Linked DNA regions of Mus musculus: all the other regions are linked to region 3. Evidence: chromatin loops called from intact Hi-C (ENCODE). Cell type or tissue: gastrocnemius. All regions are shown on one strand. Each heading gives the region's core, and the rest is flanking DNA. Links, peaks and the distances in the headings are about the cores only.

What was found. Hi-C counts contacts between places; a loop is a spot of excess contacts. Peaks named below come from ENCODE experiments on the same cell type or tissue, not always from the same donor. Only the 100,000 strongest peaks of a DNase experiment are listed, where the experiment ranks them.
Region 1: a loop joins it to region 3, with 4 times the contacts of the local background. A loop is called at or near these places in 24 of 42 quality-filtered maps.
Region 2: it touches region 3 in a loop (2.2-fold over the local background); 6 of 42 quality-filtered maps call a loop at or near these places.

Annotation. Positions count from the first base shown.
Region 1 is chr11:75,778,290-75,786,493 of GRCm38, forward strand. Doc2b (double C2, beta) reads right to left here. Exons shown (of 9, transcript NM_007873.3): 2 at 7,804-7,883; 3 at 3,332-3,406; 4 at 1,966-2,075; 5 at 1,750-1,876. Among named protein-coding and RNA genes, the nearest start is that of Gm12339, 13 kb to the right of the region's middle. In gastrocnemius, for the core only: a CTCF peak has its summit at 3,838 (motif pointing right); a DNase peak (open chromatin) is centred at 3,841.
Region 2 is chr11:75,710,285-75,718,488 of GRCm38, forward strand. No RefSeq gene overlaps it. Among named protein-coding and RNA genes, the nearest start is that of Ywhae, 18 kb to the right of the region's middle. In gastrocnemius, for the core only: a CTCF peak has its summit at 3,850 (motif pointing right); a DNase peak (open chromatin) is centred at 5,447; H3K4me3 peaks cover 473 bases; H3K27ac peaks cover 759 bases.
Region 3 is chr11:76,164,606-76,169,605 of GRCm38, forward strand. Vps53 (VPS53 GARP complex subunit) reads right to left here. Exons shown (of 22, transcript NM_026664.4): 3 at 1,594-1,643. The region is part of intron 2 of Gm46252 (a long non-coding RNA gene); the gene reads left to right. Among named protein-coding and RNA genes, the nearest start is that of Vps53, 13 kb to the right of the region's middle. In gastrocnemius, for the core only: a CTCF peak has its summit at 2,984 (motif pointing left); DNase peaks (open chromatin) are centred at 2,694, 2,975 and 4,580; H3K27ac peaks cover 683 bases.

The DNA.
Region 1 (8,204 bases), core at 1,258-6,257, 390 kb before region 3:
TGACATTAGGAGATAAAGGGCTTAGCCTGTCTTTAGCCTTGAGCACTGGGGCTCCTTAGACCCTCTGCCCTATAAACCAGAGGAAGGAGAGATGAAGTGAGAAGGCAGACAGGAAAGTGATTGGAAAGGAACAGGCACCAAGGCTCTGGGAGGGCTCAGCTGCTGAAGACAACTGGGGGCCAAATTTGTCATGACATCATGCTGAACAATTACAATGTCTCAGAGAGAATTATGTGCTGTCTCCTCTGGGCATCTCATGGCTCTCCTGGCCTAACACGCTCCAATTGAGTTGTCCTTAGTGAAGGAATTGGAATTGCCCTGGCGGCAGGCCTTTGTCTCCATCCAGCCCATTGTATCTGGTTCTTGGATCAACCCTCGCCTTCCTCTGCTTCTGGCCATTCTGAGCCCACCAGGCAGGGAACCTGTTAAAATAACACCATGCCCTGCCTTGAGCCACTCTTAGTGACTGAGGAAGTTGAGACAGGAGGATCAAGAGTTCACTGTCAGCCAGGTGGTGGAGGAAGCCACCCACCTTTATCCCAGAAGCAGACAGATTTCTGAGTTCAAGGCCAGCCTGGTGTACAGGGTGAGTTCCATGACAGCCAGGGCTACACAGAGAAATCATGACTTAAATATAAAAAACAAACAAACAACAGAACAAAAAAGAGTTTACTGCCAATCTGAGCTGTAGAGGAAGCTCAAGGCTAGTACAGCCAAGTGCCTGCCATGTAAGAGTGGGTCCTTAGCATCACTGGGAAGCTGGGCTTGGTGGCTCAAATCTGAAATCCTAGCAACGGGGGGTGGACACAGGAGAGTCCAAGATCACTGGCTAGTAAGAGTAGTTAGTGAGCGCTGGGCTCAGTGGGAACCTGTCTCAAAAAGTGAGGAGGAGAGCCATTAAAGAAGACACTCTTGTGTTGATGGCAGGCCTACACATTCACACATTTGCCTACTGCACGCACACTCACATAGACACCCCACACACATGTGAACACACATGAATACACTCATAACACTAAGTTACATACAAGTCTACACATTCACACATCTGCCCACTGCACACATATTCACATAGACCATATGCGCGTGTGTGTGTGCGTGCACACACACCCTTGCACATACTCATTCACGTTATGTTACATACAAGCCTATATAGTCACATATCTACCCACTGCACACACACTCACATAGACTACACATATACACACACATGTATATACTCACACACACCACATTACATATAAGCACACACTCACATACATTATACACACACACCTGCGTATACTCATATGCATTATGTTACATATAAGCTTACATATTCACACTTCTACCCACTGCACACACACTCACATAGACTACACACATACATATATATTCATATACACTACATTACATACACATTTAGAACATTTAAAATTTTTCTAAAAGTAAAACTTTAAAAGGGCTGGAACGCAGCTCAGTGGAAGAGCTCTTCTTAATTACTCAGGTCTTAGATTTAGTCCTCAGCGCCACAAGAATTGTTACCTTGTCACTTGTGGAAGGTGCCCTGCCACTTCTGTGATGTCCCCTCCTAGACTTGCCCCCTCCACTATGCTCTCTGCTCCATGAATTATCCCCACTCCTGTGCCATCAACAGGAAGCAAGTTCCTTCCATCTCCCTGCAACTGTGCCTGAAACACAGTATTGTCACATAGTAGCTGCTCAGTAAACTCCTGCACGGCTGCGGTGCCAGAGCCTTCTTCCACTCACCGGCAGCTGCTTCTCCAGGCAGATGCTGAATGTCTTGGTGTGATTGGGCTTCAGCTTCTTCAGGGGCACCCGAGTCTCTCCAATGAACTCATTGTGGCGGAATTTGTCCTCATCACACACGGAGATCCTGGGGGCGATGGGCTTCCACAGTCAGTGGGAATTCACAAGCGGTAGGGCGTCCCCGGGTGGGGTGTAGGCACAGGGGCCCTCACCCACCTCAGGGTCTTTCGGACCATGTCCTCATCCGTGATTCCGTAATAAGTGAGGGTCTCGTTCCACGAGGGGTTCAGGGTGTTCCGAAGAGTTTTTGTTCTGAGCTTATTTGCCTGGAAAAAGACAGAGTGATCTTATTTTGATCCTGAATGAGTGTGGCCTCAAAGGTGGCAGGCCTGGTCCTTCCATTCACAGAGGTACTATCTGACACAGGGGAAGGGACCTGAGGGCAGAAGGTGAAACCGACACTGTTATTTAGCTGACTTAAAACCAGCAAGCTTATTGGAGGCATTCAAATAGCCCTGTGGTCACAAGGTCACTAGCAGTAAAAGTAGAGTCAGGAGAGACAGGGCCTGCTCAGCTGGGGAAGTGTGCAGCCTCTATTTGGACAGGAGAGGGAATGACTGTCCCCAGACTGGACACAGTCCTGCTGGCATCTCGACTTCTGGTCCAGTCAGTCAGTGCAACCTGCCTGGCTGATGACCAGCAGACCAGGGAGGCAGGCGATGGGCATGTTTAAATGGCCAAGCGGTGAGAACTTGTTGAGGTAACCACAGAAAATTAATGTGTGAAGCATCCTGCCCCCAGACTCTGGCAACAGTAACAGAACAGAGGTGGTGGCTATGGGGTGGTCCTGTAGGGAATGGGAGGTTGCTCTGTGACTCATTCCAACTGGAAAGTTGAAATGTCCAACTTAACAGGCATTAGCCTGACCCAAGACTGCAGCCCCGGCCCTCTTCCCCATAAGAGAGTTCCATATTAAGACTGGCAGTGTATCCAAAGCCAGTGGCACAACTGGACCACTTTCCTGGATCACCTTCGTTCCCCTCCCCTTTGCTCAGGGTCTTCACTCTGCCTGTAACCCATGCTTTCCTAGTGAACACCTTATGGGTGAAATATTGCCTCTACTGGGTCGCCCGGCAGGGGAGCAGGAACAGGGGTTCTGTGTCAAATAAACCAGGCTAATGCCTCCCACACAGTCCCCATTGTGAAGCCACAACACACTGAAGTCCATCAACACACTGAAGGTCTTGCAGGCAGGCGCTATGCACCCCTGCATCCCGGGCTGGCCTGAGCTTCACTATGTATGTAGGCCAGTCTGACCTTTAACACATGGGACTCTATCTATTGCCTCTGCTTCCTGAGTGCTATATGAAAGGCATGTGTTGTCACATCTGACCCCAAGGAGTTCTTTTCTTTTCTTTCTTTCTTTTTTTTTTTTTTTTTTGTAATATGAACTCCAGGCTAAAATGGCTTCGTGGGAAATGTAAGTGGGACATTCTCTGGGGCATATAGGTAATGGACTTGTGAGGTTCCAGGGAGACCATGAGTGCCAAGCCAGGGCCATGCCTGGGGTAGAAACCCTCACCTTGCTGGCTCCAGGCAGCAGGTGTAGTTTGACGTAGGGATCAGCCAGTCCATTGTGGTCCATCGGCTTCAGGCCCTGAGTAGAGACCAGAGAGGGTGTGAGTTGAGAGAGGGGAAACAAGAGGCCTGCTGAGCAGGGCCTCCTCTCTGACATTTCCAGTCTCCCTGAAGATAAGGCCTAACAGTGCTGGGGTGGCTTCCCTCTCCCACACTCTGGCCCCTGGGGCTTTTCATTTCTTACTTTCTTGACAAACTGAACCCAGAAGACACACCTCACTCTAAACTTGGGGAGGCCTGTCTCTCTCCCCACTTTCCAGACACCACTCCTTGTTGGGTCTTCCCTCTCTGACCCCAAGTCTCCATGATTGGCTGTACACTCATCCCTACATTCCTGTGGATGCTGGGAAGGCACTTCGGTCCGAGTCCGGGAGGTCAGCTGCCATTTCCTTCTGCATTTGCTGGTTGGTGTCCCTAGAAGTCACCGGCTGCCTGCCATGGAGTGTCCTTCCACAAGATGGCACCCCTTGATAACTTTGACTTCAGTTTCTTCCGCCAGCCCAGGAATGTACAGCTTAGGGTAGGGGACTCACAAGGGCTCAGCTAGCCTGGGAATTAAGTTTACTCCTTTCTGGTGCTGAAGGCCTATGGGGGTGGGGAATAGGGAGGCAGCAGAGGTGTGCGTGGACTATATTCCAGATGCACACGTCTGGAATGGCTCCATTCCTGGCCAGATGGCTGTGGTAGTTTGAATATGATTGGCCCAAAGAGTGACATTATATGGAGATGTGGCCTTGTTGGAGTGAGATGTGGCCTTGTTGGAGTGAGTGTGGCCTTGTTGGAGAAAGTGTGTCACTGTGGGTGTGGGCTTTAAGACCAGTCTTAATCTAGCTGCCTTCAGAACAAGAGGTGGAACTCTCAGTTCCTCCAGCCCCACATCTGCCTGGACGCTGCTATGCTCCCACCTTGATGATAATGGACTGAACCTCTGAACCTGTAAGCCAACTTCAATTAAATGTTGCCTTTTATAAGAGTTGCCTTGGTCATGGCGCCTGTTCACAGCTGTAAAACCCTAAGACTGTGCCCCAGATCTTTCTTCCAGGTCCAGCTCTATGGGCTTGAAGGAGCTCTCAGGTGGGGCACCCACCCATCATTTCTCTTCTGTGTGTCCCCAGGCCTCTGAACTTTCTAGTTAGACTCAATAGTCTCAGCTTTATCACAGGGGAAGCGTTAATCATTCCCACAGTCTGAGTGGAACAGAACAAGGAGGAATGCAGGTGTGGGCGAATGGGTGCGACTCCTCTCCCCTTTCCAGGCTCTCAGACAGTATCAGAGAAGTAGCTGGGTGAGGGTAGGGATTTAAGCTAGGCTCAGAGCTACTGAGGCTTGACCTGGAGGAAGTGTGTGTACCTTGATAATGGTGGCCATTCACACTCACTGCCAGATCCTACCCCCAGGGAGCTGCCCTGGGGGGGTGGGGGATCTGGGGGCCCAGCCTCAGTAGGGGACAAATGTGGGTTTCTGTTTTATTTCTACTTCTTGCACATTTGCTTATGTTTACAACATTTTCACGGGTTTCTCTTTGCCCTTGTAGATCTTTGAGGCAGGAGACTGGCCAGAGATAGTGCAAATACATACCAGTCCAACTTCTGAGGCCCTGGGGCATCCACAAGGGCTGGCTGGGACAGGGGCAGCTGTCATGCTAAGCTGGCAATGAGGTATGCTCTGCCCGTTGGCTCCCTAGTCTATGGTTGGTCCCTGATGTTACTTTCACACCCGTCTACCTAGCAGGTCCCTGGGCATCCCAGAGCACCACACACTGGTGTAGAAGAAGTAAGGGATGATGGGTTCAGCCAGAGGCTGGGTTCACACAATGACACTAGCTCAGGCAGCATCCCTGTCCCCTGAGTCTAGGGTCTGCCCTGCAGGGGCCTACGTGGATAGCCCCCAGGAGCTGACTGAATCCAGGAGAGGGGAAGGAGGCTGTGCTCGGCCACAGGTAGGAAAGGGGTTGTCTCAGGCAGATCCCATCAGCTTTTTGTGTTGCCAAGCGATAAAAGTAGGTGTCACTGTCCCAGAGATGGACAGGGAGATGCTATATGAGGCCATACTACTAGCATTGAGAGGACCTGGCTTACAGAGGATAGACTCCCCCCAGCCAAGTTCTTGTCATCCTTGCACTGCCCAGGGGCTACTGTTCACTAGGTATTAGGGACTGGGACTTTTTGGTTAGTCAAAGTTGGGGTTCCTAGTGCTCAGCCTAGAGAGACACCATAAGGTGAGATGGCCTGGTGCACAGGGACAGAAACTGCATGACTTTGTCCCTGCAAGGTCCCTGCAGACAATGGGGAGGGGCAGCTTGTGCCAGTAAGGAGTGGCAAGGGGAGATAGGCAGCTGTTCTGAGGGCAAGGCGTTTCAGCTTGGCAGGCTCAGAGGCTCGGGGATGGCCGGCAGCGATGGAATATAGCCACCCCAGCATTCGGCTGCTAAGTTTCCTGTGTGTGATATTTTATCACAGTTAAGAAGTAACCCTGGTCTCCCAGTGCTGTGGCTCTGTTGGGGTTCTCCTGGGCACTGCTTGGAATGGTGAGCCTTAAGTTTACCTGTGTGTTCCTTGGCAGTACCCTGCAAGACAGTGTTAGACAAAGTGCTGGGTGCCAAGTGTATTATTTCTACCTGGCTCACCAGCCACACCCGGTGTGAGGTGAGTCCTGTTACAGATAACCAACTGAGATACATCCTCTCCTGGGGGATGACGGTGACCAAGTGACCTGGTTAGTTTTATGTCAACCTGGTGCAAGGTGGGTTTCATTTGAGAAGAGAAAATGTCCCCCTAGGTTGGCTAAGAAGAAAGCAAGCCATGAGGAACAAGGCAGTAAGCAGCACTCCTCACTGGCCTCTACATCAGCTCCTGTCTCCAGGTACTTGCCCTGAGTTCCCTGGATGATGAAGATACAAGCTGGGAGATAAAAACAAGCCCTTTCCTTCTCAAGTTGCTTTTGGTCAGTGTTTTATCATAGCAACAGAAAATTAACTAAGACACCAAGTCAGAAGGCAGCCTAGGAAGTCCATATACCATGGATTCCCATGAGGCTCTGCGTGTGAACCCTGCCCCTCTTCAGTTTAAACTCTGTGGCTCCCCTCTGGGGCCTCAGTATTTCCCAGGCCTGTCCTCCTTTTTGTAGACACTTACAGAGAAGAACAGGGTCACCATGGTTCATAGGCCTCTGGTCCTCACCTCCATGTACACCAGTACCCAAGATGATCTGTGCACACAGGCACGGATACACATACACACACACACACACACACACACACACACACACACACCGGGAACAGGGAGAAGGCAGCAGGAACCCCAGGCTCTGAGATGGGGCAAGGGAAACTGGCCTCTACCAGAGTGATCTGACAGCTGGTCCCCAAGCCAGACAAGCTCTGCTAAGCCAGGAGGAAGGGTAGGATGGGCTCTGCCTGGCCCTGCAGTCTGCCTCTCCCTTGCCAGGTTGGGGTTACCAGGTGCTCAGCTCTGATGGGCTATCACACCCTAAAAAGGAATCAGAGGAGTGAGCAGGGATGCAGGATGGAGTGGCAGGGCCTTCAAGTACCCAGCCTGGGCCCTGAGCCCAATGTAGATGGTTCTCATAATTGCCCATGGCAGTTCACATGAGTGACCCAGGCTGGGTAGAGATATGGCATGGGGTGTCCCTCTAGGCACAGAGCCAAGGGCAGCCCCTCAGTGGCAAGGTGGGTCAGAAAGAAGGGCAGGAAGATACAACAGGTTGGGGGTGCTAAGTGAGGCCTAGGCCAGGCAGCACTTGGAAGCTATTCCATGTGTGCTGGGCTGGCCCAGGCCTTTCCACAGTCCTACAAGGCTCTCTAATGGCCACACGGGCCCTTACCTTTCTGGAAAACATCAGCTTTGGCACCTTTCTCCCAGAGGGAGCAGTGTGAAGGGAACGGTGTGGATGAGACCATGGAACAGACGCAGGTTCAATGCAGAGCCACAGAGGGACACAGGGAATAGGGTCTGACCAGTCTCTCTAGGTCTATAGATGTCCACAACCCTCCACAGAAAGGCTTAGAGGACCTCTGGGGTTCAGACCCAATGGCTACCACCCTGCCTAGAGCCTAGCTTCTTCAGTAGTACCTGTGACTTCCAGCATAGAAACTTCTTAGGGACTCTAGGGAGCCTAGCAGCTGGAACTTGGAGAGACCCGGGGACAGTGGAATCCAACCTCCTTTGTCTCCCCCAACCCCCGCAAGACATTCTCCATATCTCCCCCTTCCTCAGCGACCCCTCCCAGGCTCCAAAAGCTGCCTGGCTTTCTGTAATCCCACCCTATCCCACTCTGGCCAATCTGGGAAGTGGGCAGCTGCACTCTATATAGCAGGGACACCAGGGAAGTCTGGACAGATGGACGGGCAGGACCCTGCCTCCTTCCTGAACCCCGAGCTGAGGCTGGCGCAGAGCCTACCTTGGCCTTGCTGATGGTGCAGTGCAGTGCGTTGTTCTCCTGGTCATAGAGCAGACTGAAGTCCAGCGTACCCAGGGCGGCTGTGGGAAGAGGAGGAGGAGGGGTCACACGCTGGCTGCATGGGAGCAGGGATGCAATTTCCTGGGTGGCTCTGACAGCCACATTATTATTACATTTGTTTGTACAGATGTGTGCACATTACATGTGCCAGGGCGTTCACTGTGGAGGCCAGAGGACAACTTGCAGGAGTCAGCTTTCTCCTTCCACCATGGTGGTTATGGGACTTTAATTGGGTCTTCAGACTTGGCTGCTGGATCGTCTCACTGGCTACACTGTCTTCTCCCTTCTTTCCTCCACCCCCACCCCCACCCCCAGCTTTCCTGGAACTTGCTCTGTAGATG
Region 2 (8,204 bases), core at 1,258-6,257, 450 kb before region 3:
CAGGAAAGGCGGCTTGTCAAGGAAGAACTCATGATTCTAACATAAACACTGAAAATTTGTGGTAGATTGGACCCGTCAGACTGTGACATAGCAGCATTTCTGTGCTGAACAATTTTGATTATATTTGCTTTGTTTTGCACAAAAGAGTAAAAAGTTTATATTCATATTCTCCCATTATAAAACTAAAAAATTTCTGGGAATCTTAGTACTGAACCAGAATTTTATTTGTCTTGTTTAAAATAATTCAATAAAGCTAACCTTAACTTTTAAAAAAAAGATTTATTTATTATTATATATAAGTACACTGTAGCTGTCTTCAGATGCACCAGAAGAGGGCGTCAGATCTCATTACAGATGTTTGTGAGCCACCATGTGGTTGCTGGGATTTGAACTCAGGACCTTCAGAAGAGCAGTTGGTGCTCTTAACCACCGAGCCATCCAGCCCTTATTAAAACATCTTAAATGCCATATTCTGTAGATATCTGAAGGGTTTGAAGATCATCTATCTAAAGTATATCTGAATAGGCAAATGTTGCTTGTTTCTAGCTATTTACTATTTTACTTTGAAAACATCTGCAATAGGCTAAATAAAAGCTTATTTTTGTAATAAACTAAACCTGTACATAACATGACCACGAGTTTGACTGACTACTATCTTGCAATTCTTAATTATCCTAAACAGTTTGTAATAGTAGTGTTCAAAAGAACTAGAGCTTTACATTTTAGATAGTTACATAGGTACAATACCTTAAAACAAAAGGTGAAACATGTAATATGTTGTACCAAAACTAACCTTAAATTTCTATCATAGAGCCGGGCGTGGTGGCGCATGCCAGGACTACACAGAGAAACCCTGTCTCGAAAAACAAAAAAAAAAAAAAAAAAAAAAAAAAAAAAAAAATCTATCGTACAAAAATCCATACCAATGTAAACTATTTGAGTCTAGTAGTTGTTTTTTAGTCTAAAAGTAGACTGAATAGAACTGGAGAGATGGCTCAGTGATTAAGAGCACTGACTGCTCTTCCAGAGGTCCTGAGTTCAATTCCCAGCAACCACTTGGTGGCTCACAACCATCTGTAATGGGATCTGATGCACTCTTCTGGTGTGTCTGAATACAGCTACAGTGTACTCAATTACATAAGTAAATCTTTTTTTGTTTGTTTGATTTTCGAGACAGGGTTTCTCTGTATGGCCCTGGCTGTCCTGGAACTCACTTTGTAGACCAGGCTGGCCTCAAACTCAGAAATCCACCTGCCTCTGCCTCCCAAGTGCTGGGATTAAAGGCGTGTGCCACCACAGTCCGGCATAGTAAATCCTTTTTTAAAAGTAGATTGAATAATCTACCCTTTCATCGCACCATCCCCATACCCCCCACCACACACACACACTTTCCTTATCATCCTCTCTTCCCCAACACTGGATAGGAGAAAAAGAAGGATAGAGGAAAGGAAAAGAAAAAGTGATGCCTGAGACAGATCTCCTTTACTTTGTTTCCTCCCTAGCCAAGATCATTAACAACTTATGACCAACCTCCCCAAACGACATCAGCAACTCAACCAACAACCCATAACCACCCACCCCACCTCTTGGGAATGGGGACTTCATTCTCTTAAGCCTGCTTACTACTGTCAGTGGTATCTTTTGGGAATCCTATGAAAATTGGGATAATGCCCAATCCTGGGAAAGCAAGCTGTATCATTTGCTGTCCAGTCTCTTGTGATGAAGACTTTCAGGGAGGGCTTAACTGAAGTCCTGGCTGGACAGTGTGTGAGGCTGGACCATCTTAACTAGCCATTTTGAGGTTTTCCTGGCTGTAAATTTTTTTTTTTAAAGACTTATTTATTTATTATATGTAAGTACACTGTAGCTGTCTTCAGACACTCCAGAAGAGGGCGTCAGATCTTGTTACAGATGGTTGTGAGCCACCATGTGGTTGCTGGGATTTGAACTCCAGACCTTCGGAAGAGCAGTCGGGTGCTCTTACCCACTGAGCCATCTCACCAGCCCCTGGCTGTAAATTTTTGAGGAAACAGCATGTGAGGCTGGATCACCTGAGCTACTTGTCTTCATTGGTGTCTCGTCCTTTTGCTCTGAAAGCAGAAGCTTTTAGATAATATACATCTCTGCATTAACACATGTATGGAATGTTCTTTGTGCACAAGTCAGCTAAAGATGGTTCAGATGAAAGGCATCAGACTTTGTAAGTCTGTACAGCCACACTTTAATATAAATCTCCATCTATGCCATATGGAGGGATGGCATGCAAGTCCTGATGACTGTCACCAAGAAAGTTTATTGGCCTTGTATAGACCTGCACGTCTCAGCAGTCTCAGGGCTGTCCCCGTGCAGAGGGAGCAGCATCCCCATCCATCCCTTGTTCATTCTTTTGGGTTTCTTCCTGTTTGCAGTCAAGATTTTCAGGAGGTCTCTTCCCACCCCAGTCTAATCTGATCTTTATTCATTTTGAAGGAGTCCACAGCTTTTCATTTTCTGTTGAAACAAAGGCATAAGCTCTCCCATAATGCAACACATTTCCTGACTTCCCAGTCTGAGGTTATAACATATATAGGCTGATTTAACGCAACAGTTCTTTCTAAAATCCAGAGTTTTTTTCAATAGCTGTGCTACCTGACTCATTGTCATTTAAAATTTTTGAAGTCAATAAAGTATTATTTAATCTGTCTCTGGTAGATCTCATATTCTGCTCTTGTTCTATGAGCATCTTCACGCTGTAGTTAGAACTTTTTTACAGTTGTCTCACCAGTAGGATTATAATATATATCTGTAATATGTTCTAAGCCACTGTCTTAGTCAGGGTTTCTTTTTTTTTTTTTTTTTTGGTTTTTCGAGACAGGGTTTCTCTGTATAGCCCTGGCTGTCCTGGACCAGCCTGTAGACCAGGCTGGCCTCGAACTCAGAAATCCGCCTGCCTCTGCCTCTCAAGTGCTGGGATTAAAGGCGTGTGCCACCATGCCTGGCTTCTTTTTCTTTTTTTCTTTTTCGAGGCAGGGTTTCTCTGTATAGCCCTGGATGTCCTGGAACTCACTTTGTGGACCAGGCTGGCCTCGAACTCAGAAATGAGCCTGCCTCTGCCTCCTGAGCGCTGGGATTAAAGCGTGTGCCACCACGCCCGGCTTTAGTCAGGGTTTGTATTCCTGGACAAAACATCATGACCAAGAAGCAAGTTGGGGAGGAAAGGGTTTATTCAGCTTACACTTTCATACTGCTGTTCATCACCAAGGAAGTCAGGACTGGAACTCAAGCAGGTCAGGAAGCAGGAGCTGATGCAGAGGCCACGGAGGGATGTTACTTACTGGCTTGCTTTGTTCAGCTTGCTTTCTTGTAGCACCTAAGACTTCCAGCCAAGGGATGGCACCACCCACAAGGGCCCCCCTTGATCACTAATTGAGAAAATGCCCCACAGCTGGATCTCATGGAGATCCCCCCCCCAACTGAAGCTCCTTTCTCTGTGATAGCCCCAGCTATGTCAAGTAGACACACAAAACCAGCCAGTACAACCACTATGTCTAAAAAAGTTGTTGTACTCTAATGGATACACATGCCAGGGCATCATCAGCTTCAATCTGCAAAGGAATCTACAAGATAGCTACCAACTCTAATAAATGTGCAATCTTAGAATCATCCTTTTTAGAGCTTTAGGTAAAAGCCTCTTGAAATCCTGAATAGGAATCAATTGTATGATGTAGTAACACATATACATACTTTAAGACTACAAACTGTACAAAATGAAATATATAAGCTATTGGATGACATTGCTCTAAGCTGGAATCATTAAACATAATCTATACTCTTACTTCAGAATATTGCATCTCTATGGGTTGCCATTCTGCATTCTTGTCACAAGGTGGCACCATAGGCTTTAGATTGGATTTATCAGCTGCTTTACTCTGATTTAAAGAAGCCTATAATTTCTGTTCCATGGCCTTTAATCTAGTAATCTATTCCTCAGTTCTTCCCTTATCTAAGTCTGCCTTATTCTTATTTTCTGAGAGGTTATAAAGAACTGTGATCAGCCGGGAGTGGTGGTGCACACTTTTAATCCCAGCACTCGGGAGGCAGAGGCAGGCGGATTTCTGAGTTCGAGGCCAGCCTGGTCTACAGAGTTAGTTCCAGGACAGCCAGGGCTACACAGAGAAACCCTGTCTCCAGAAAAACCAAATAAATACATACATACATACATACATACATACATACTAATAATAAAAAGAACTGTGATCATTACAGAATACAATTATTTGTATGCTTATAATCAAAACAAAATTATATGGGGTTCAGGTGCCCTCTCTCATTGTGTTTTCAATTTTTTAAAATTTTATTTATTTATTTTTGGTTTTTCGAGCCTGATCTACAGAGTGAGTTCCAGGACAGCCTCTGTCTACCAAGTGCTGGGATTAAAGGCGTGCACCATCATTGCCTGGCTAAGTTTTATTTTATATATGTGAGTATACTGTTGGTGTCTTCAGACACATCAAAAGAGGGTATCGGATTCCATTATATATAGTGGTTCACAACATGGGTGCTGGGAATTGAACTCAGAACCTCTCTCCAGCCCGTGTTTTCCATTTTGTTTTTGTTTTGTTTTGTTTGTTTGTCTCGAGACAGGGTTTCTCTGTATATCCCTGGCTGTCCTGGAACTCACTTTGTAGACCAGGCTGGCCTCGAACTCAGAAATTCGCCTGCCTCTGCCTCCCAAGTGCTGGGATCAAAGGCACGCGCCACCATGCCCGGGTACAAAACATCTTTATTTACTTGTTTCTCTTTCTCTTCCTTCGTAGACTTTGCTTTTTATATTCAAACTCAGCAATTCTATGACTGTATATTCAGTTTCTCTGGCATCCATGCATCTTTCAAAAGATGTCTATTGCTCTCTGACCTTCCTTTGGAGACTTTACTTTTTATTTTTAAACTACTTTTTATTTTTAAACTACATCGAATTTCTTCTTTCTTCAGCACCTAAGCACATTTTCAAGTATACTGTACCTGTTCAAAGGCATTCTTGGTCTGGACCTGACTTTCTGCATACCTGCAGCCATTCTCTGATCACGTGAGCCAAGCCTTAAGGGTCTAGCCCTACGGCCTCCACTACTGACGCGGAAGGGGCAGTCATTCACAGAGAGCATTCTTTTTTTTTTTTTTTTTTTATTTATTGTTATTTCTATGATTACACGTAGCTGACTTCAGAAACACACCAGAAGAGTGCATCAGATCCCATTACAGATGGTTGTGAGCCACCATGTGGTTGCTGAGACTTGAACTCAAGGCCTCTGGAAGAGCAGTTGGTGCTCTTAACCACTGAGCCATCTCTCCAGCCCCACAGGGAGCATTCTTAAGCCAGCCAGAGACACTGTGGCTCTGCCCTTTGTCCGGGAAGTGCTTGTTCCAGGGACACTGTCTCCTGCTCTGCAGTTTTTGCAACCTAACCCTGCTTTGGCTGCCCACTTGCTGCACAGCGGGGCATCTTAAAGGAGCCACACTGTGAGCACTGGCCTGCGAGACTGGGTCGCTAGGAAGCCACATCTGTTCTCCCGCCTTCCCAGGCGCTTTCACTTCTTTAACGCCTGGCTTGCCCAATGCCTAAGTTTGGATTTCTACCGCCGGAAAAAGTTCCGTCTGGAACTTTTCTCGGGCTCTAGCCTTGGATATACGTGCCCACACGTTGGACACCATTTATAACGTTTTTCTCTGAGGCGCCTATTAACCCATTTTTACTAATCTATGTTCGGCCACAGTAGGTCTTTCCTTTGTGTTCAGTCTCCACACCTGTTCTTTCCCCATGCCTGGTGGGTGAATTCTCTACACATCTGAGTCCTTCCCAGAGTCCTTCCCAGAGTTCCTTCCTCCATGTAAGTCTCTTCTACCCCCTCCTGTCTCCCTATTGGCTGTTCTGCTTTCTATTAATCCAATCAGAAAATGCCTTAAAAAAGCAAGGAAGGATAGAAATGTCTTACAAAAGTTTTCTCCCAACAGAAATTACTTAGTATATTCAAAATATTCAGGGTTGGAGAGGAGGCTAAGTGGTTTCACCTCACTGACTGCTCTTGCAGAGGACCTAGCTTCCATTCCCAGCACACACACAGCAGCTCAGAACTCTTGTAGTTCCAGGTACAGGGGACTTAATGGCCTCCTCCGGCCTCCTCATGCTATAGACACAGGATTCACAGGCAAACATATGTGCAGTATCTCTAATGTTGGCATGCTTTGATGTTGTAGGTCCTAAAGGCCGTGGCTCAGTAACAGGACATGCTACTTTCTAGGGATCCCAACTTTATAGTGAATCCCATCTATGTGACAGCTAAGGGCTTGATCATGTTAATGCCAAGGGGCATTGGTACAATTGACTTGAGCCAGGGCCCAAATGCTATCAAGAGTCATGTGTTATAGCAAAAAGAACACAACAAAAGGAATGGCATCTATTACCTGTTTTGCTCATTGTTTTTGTTTGTTGTTGTTTGTTTGTTTGAATGCAGTCTTGCTTTAGCCAGGGCTGGAGTTCAAGGGCTAAGCAGTGAGACCCGGGTTCAAAAAATGAATGGTGTGGGCTAGAGAGACGGCTCAGTGATTAAGAGCACTGACTATTCTTTTTTTTTTTTTTTTTTTTTTTTTTTTTTTTTTTTTGGTTTTCCGAGACAGGGTTTCTCTGTGTAGCCCTGGCTGTCCTAGAACTCACTTTGTAGACCAGGCTGGCCTCGAACTCAGAAATCCGCCTCTGGGATTAAAGGCGTGTGCCACCAGGCCCTGCTTGAGCACTGACTATTCTTGAGTTTTATTCCTAGCAACCACATGGTGGCTCACAACCATCTGTAATGTGGCTGAAGACAGCTATGGTGTACTCATATACATAAAATGAATACATAAATCATAAAAGCCCAAGAATGGCGTTTATAAGCCGTGTGGCAGTGAGGAGAGCCAGAACAGCTGCCTTAAGAAAGAAATCATAATTAGTTGTAAGAGAGCCTGAGTATTGTATTATCTTTTACATGTTCTTTTTTTGTTCAACATATTTCCTCAGCTGAATCTCTCTGAACAGTGAGCTTATGGGGGATGTTCCTCATTCAAACTACCACAGCCCTCCTTTCTCAGAGCCTCTCTCTCCCCTCCCATGGGCCCCCTTCCAGTTTTATAATCTCTCCCAACTCCTGCCTCCATATAAATACGTATGCCTTCAGATTAAAAGCTGGGATCCCACATATACAGAGAGAATATGCTGTATATGTCTTCCTCTGTGTGGGTCACTTCAATAACTTCTGGTTTCATGCATATTCCCGTAAACTTCATTTTTTTAAATGTGTGTGTGTATGTATAGTGTGAGTGAGTGTCGTGTGTGTGTATGTGTGTATGTGTGTGTAGATGCCTACATTGTCAGAAAAGGGTGTTTGGTCTCCTGGAGCTGAGGTTACAGGCAATTGTGATCTGCCTGACAGAGATGCTAGGAGCTGAACTCAGTTCCTCTGAAAGAGCAGTGCATTTTCCAAGCCACTGAGCCACTGCTCCAGCTCAAATTTAATTTTTCTTCATGATTGTATAAGATTCCATCGTACAGGTGTACCACATTTTCACATCCATGTATCTATTCATGGACACCTAGGTTGATTCCTCCTTGCTTAAAGAGTAGAGTGGCAATAAACATGAATATACAAGGATCTGTGTTGCCGAACAGTGGTGGTACACGCCTTTACTCCCAGCACTTGGGAGGCAGAGACAGGCAGATTTCAGAGTTTGAGGCCAGCCTGGTCTACAGAGTGAGTTACAGGACAGACAGGGCTACACAGAGAAACCCTGTCTTGTAAAACCAAAAAAACCCAAACAAAACAAAAACCAAAAACCAAAAACCAAAAAAAAAAAAAAAAACCAAAAAACAAAACAAAACCAACAAATATCTGTGTTAGCTAGATTCCTTAGAGCATATGCCAAACACTGACCAAACAGGGTCATGTTTACACTGCATGTTCTACACTGCAGTTTTCTATTTTTAGAATATCTGTGTGTCTGTCTGTCTGTCTATATGGCCAGGGTTTAACTGCATGGGCCTGGGTACCTTGGATTTTCTATGCCGACCAGGCTGGTCTCAAACTCAGAGATCTGCCTCTGACTGCCTCCCATATTCTGGGAATAAAAGTATGGGCCACCATAACTAGATATATTCTTTCAACTTTTGCTTCGTTTTGTGTCTGTGTGTGTGACGT
Region 3 (5,000 bases), core at 1-5,000:
ATGTATGCATGTGTACCATATGTATGCCTAGTGCCTGCAGAGGTCAGCAGAGAGTGTCAAATCACCCAGGAGTAGTTATAGATGGTTGTGAGCCACTGTGTGGGAGCTGGTAGCCAAGCCCAGGTCTTCGTGTTAAGAGCGACAAGTGCTTTAATAAACAAGCCTCCTCTCTAGCTCCTCTTTGTGCTTCCTAAGGCAACAGTGGACGACACATTTATGGCAGTGCCCTTTACCAAAAGATCTAAAGAACTTGGTGGGGGAGGGGAACAACTCATCTTCTAGACTCAAAATGAACATTTTCAATTTTTAAAATGTCTTCTCATCAAAAAAAAGTCAAATAAAACCAAGCTGGATATGGTGGTACACACATTCAAATACTATCACTTTGAAGGCAGAGGCAAGTGGATCTCTGAGTTTGAAGTCAGCCTGGTCTACATAGTGAGTTCCAAGACAGCCAGGGACTATAGAGAGAGAGAGAGAGAAAGAGAGGGAGAGAGAGAGAGAGAGAGAGAGAGAGAGAGAGACCCCATCTATAAAATAAATATTTTTAAAAGGAAACAAATGAGTACATACAAACTCCCCAAATTAATTTGGAGCAACGTAGTCAAGCTACTTATATAATGAAAAGACGTTTGTTTAGTACCTCTCAGGTACCAAATGTATAAATGCAGACGTGGATAAGGCAGAAGAAGACCACTGGGCAGGAAGCACCTAATGATGACATGGACAGTGAGGCTCTGGGTTAACCATAAAGTTTAATTCTGGGCCACACCTAAGTCAACCTGCAGATTCAATATTATAGTTACAGGTGACCAAAAGATATAACCTCATCTCCATAGCTGGTCTTAGTACTACAAAATAGGCAAACCTATTAAAGAATAAAAGCATTAAACGTTATAGAAAAGTTATTCCTTCTTTGAAAGTTAACTTTTCTTCTTTCTCCTTTTTTCCTTTTTTTTTTTTTTTTTTTTTTTTTGATAAGGTCTCATAAATCCCAGACAGGTCTCAAGCTTACCACGTAGCCAAAGATGACCTTGAACTTCTGATTCTCCTGCCTCTCCTGCCTCTCCTGCCTCTCCCTCCCACGTGCTAAGACTATAAGTGTTTGCACCCATACGTGGTTTATGGGTTTATGCCATGCTTTTAGGACTGAATCTGGGGCTTCATGTTATTATGCTGGGTTAGCACTCTTCTAAGTTACATTCCCAGCCCTGATGATTTTTTTTTTTTTGGTCTTGTTTTGTTTTAAGACAGGGTCTCACTGTACAGCCCTGGCTATATAAAATAGGCTGGTTCTGAACTCAGAGATCCACTTGTGTCTACCCCTGAGTGCTGGGATTAACGGTGTGCACCACGACAGCCCGCCTGATGGTAACTGCTTTTGAACAGTCTGTTCCAGCTCCCTTCGTTTTGTATGGGCAGTAAAACACTGGCCAAAGAATCAAGCTCTTTGCCATAGAGTTTACATGAAAAGCCACAAGAGAAGAATTACTTTTAAATTTGAGATTTCAGTGCTTTCATCAAAAAATGTGATTCAGATATGACTAGATTAACAATATGCCTTTCATTAAAAAAGCATATGGCATTACTTACCTTATTTTCAGTCTAATTTTGTTCACAACATCGTCAATGTTTGCCAGAGACTACAATAAAGAAAAGAAGATTGCTGGCTGTTAATGTCCTTGTTGGAATTTTCTTTCACAGAGAAATAATGCACTCAAGGGATGTTTGTGACACCTCAAGAAGTTTGATCTTGATAGCACATTTAATTCTTTTAAAAATCATCTTATTTTTTTAAAATGTTTTGGTTTGTGTACATGTGCACATGGTGTACATGTGTGTAGGCATGTATGTCCATTCTTTGAACACACAGATGCACAGGCCAGAGGGTGACATCAGGAGTCTTCCTCACTGCCCACCTTATGTACTGAGGTAGTGTCTCTCACACCCAAGGCTCACCGATCCACCTAGTCTTCCCTGCCAGCTTGCTCTGGAAACCCCTTGTCTTCACCTTCTGAGTGCTGAGAGTATAGGCAAGCCACCATGCCCAGCATCTACATGTGTGCTCAGGAACCAGACTCAGTCGCCACACTTTTTCACCCTCAGCAGTGCGTACTGAGCCATCTTCCCAGCCCCTAAGCATAGCTGACAAATACTATCTGTTCTCTTTTTGAAGCTTTATTGGAAGGCAGCCACATTAGTCAACTCCCATGTGGCTGTGGCTGCTCATGTACTGTGGTGGCAGAGCTGGGAAGCTGTACCGGGCACTGCGGGACCTATAAAGCTTAGAAGACTGTCTTGACCTTTATGGGAAGTTTGCTAACACAGGACATACAAGGTTGTGGCCTGGATGAGATGGTGCAAGCTTGTATTTCCAGCACTCAGGAGACAGAGCCAGGGGAGTCTCTTGAGTTCTAGGCTGGCCAGCACTACAAAGTGAGACCCTGCCTCGAAAGAAAAAAAAATATGACTATAAAACAAACTATAGAAAGACATGGGATGAATGGATACAGCCATACCAAGATGCCTAATTCTTACACACCACTGCTGGGGAAAGTCAGGAGCAAGGCTGCAGATGACACAACCCCACTGATGCAATCCCAAAGCAGGGGGGGGGCTACTTCTCACCCGAGTCCAACAGCAGCTCTCTGAGGAAGCAGTGGCTGACACAGCCAGAGAGGCTCACCGAGGACACTGTGTTAGTCCTCAGGGTCCTCCTTGAGTGATGGTGCCCTTCACCTGGGAAAGTTCATGAGTCTGCTCAAGCAAGCACAATGGTACACACCTGTAATGCCAGCACTCAGGAGTCTGAGGCAGGAGGATCACAAGTTTGAGTAGCAGTCTACTTAGTGAGTCTCTTTAAAAAAAAAAAAATCAGGCAGTGGTGGCTGAGTATTTGTCTATATTTTAATTCATCTCTACTGACTGCTATGGAATAGTGAAAACAAGCAAACCTCGAAAGAAAATACGGTGAAATGGTGCCCCCTGGTGGAAGATGGGAGGATGGTAATTTTCTAATTCCCTTGGCCTTTTCCCCAACAGATACTTTTTCTCAGGAGGAACTACGCTTAAAAATTAAAAATTGCTTCTGGCTCTCTGCTACAGGAGGAAGCCAGAAACCTTCCAGGAACAGACCTGAGATGCCACATTACCCTGTTCACACAACTTCCGCTAAGCCAAGGCTTACTCGGAATTTTCAGAAATCCAAGAATAGTCAGCCAGCGGTGAAAGTGAAATTCAGAAAAGAGAAGCTATTTTAATGAGGAAAACAACTCAGGTGGGGTGAACTTGTTCCTACTCTGTTATGTTAGTCCCTTCACAACTGGACTGTGTATGATTTAAATCACTGCCCATGTCAGAACAGCCAGTGAGTTATCCAGGACCACACACTCGTCCACTCTGCCACTGCCAACTCGCTGGAGGGCAGTTGTTCAACATCCCTGAGTTTCTAAGGAAAATGAGCATAACAGCTCCTGGCCTACTAACTCTGCTGGAGCCCTCTTTTTTTGTTTTGTTTTGTTTTGTTTTGCTTTTTTCGAGACAGGGTTTCTCTGTGTAGCCCTGGCTGTCCTGTCCTGACTCACTTTGTAGACCAGGCTGGCCTCGAACTCAGAAATCCGCCTGCCTCTGCCTCCTGAGTGCCGGGATTAAAGGCGTGCACCACCACGCCCGGCTTGGAGCCCTCTTAAAGCAACAGTAGTGAGAGTGTGTGTGTGTGTGTGTGTGTGTGTGTGTGTGTGTGTGTGTGCGCGCGCGCGCGCGCACGTGTGCACTTAAGTGCAGGTATGTGCACACAAGTACCACGGCTTGAGCACAAATCTCAAAGGACAGCTTGTGAGGGTCGGGTCTCTTCTGTTGTGTGAGTCCTGGGACTGAACATAAGTCCTCACATAGGTCCTCAGGCTTAGGGGCACGTGCCTTACCTGTTGAGCCTTCTACCAGTCTGTGTATATAGTCATTGTCTGTCTGTCTGTCTGTCTCTCTCTGTCCCCCTCCCTCTCTCTCCTCCCCTTTGTCTTTCTCTCTGTCTGTGTCTCTGTCTGTTTCTCTCTCTCTCTCTCTCTCTCTCTCTCTCACACACACACACACACACACACACACACGTTGACTTAAAAAATGTTTTAAGACCAGATGGTAGTGGCACACATCATTATCCCAGCACTCCTCAGAAAGCAGAGCCAAGCAGATCTCTAAATTCGAGGCCAGCCTGGTCTACAGAGCGAGTTCCAGGACAGCCAGGGCTACACAGAGACACCCTGTCTCAAAAGAAAAACAAAGTATTTGAGAAATCTGGATGAAGGCAGCCAGGAATTCTGCTTTGTTACCACACCTCTAAATGAGGGACATACAAGATAATATGTCTTACATACTCATGGATAACTATGTATATATCATATATAATTACACACTATAAGACTGTTTTAATTACAAGTATAAAATATTTATAAGGTATTTAAAATTGTCAAAACATATTCACAAGCAAAAATCTAGACAGTAAGAGCACGTAGTGAAATGCAGGCTTCCGCTTGCCCAGTTCCACCTGACTGCAGCTTCTCTTGAGCAGAAGCCATGGCTCCGAGCCAGCTTCTGGCTTACTTTCTCAGACAGTCTGAGTTAAAAGCACATCCAAGGATCAGCTGCACCAGGCCATTTCACTTAGCCATATGCCTGGGAGGCCATTCCACACCAATCAATCAATACTGATCAATACTGACTGCACTACAGTAGACATTTGATAATTTGCTAATTCAAGAAATGAATTACCTTTAGACAGGAAGGTCTTGGTTAAACTACATTATTCTCTCTCTCTCTCTCTCTCTCTCTCTCTCTCTCTCTCATTCTCCTCCTCCTCTTCTTCTTCATACAACATTGCTTTCTAAGAATCCCGAAAAATAATTATGCAGATGTGGAACTGCATTTTAAAAATCAAAGAGGGCTAGTGAAATGGCTCTGCAGGTAAAAGATCTTGCTGTGCCAACCTGATGACTCTGAGTTTTAGA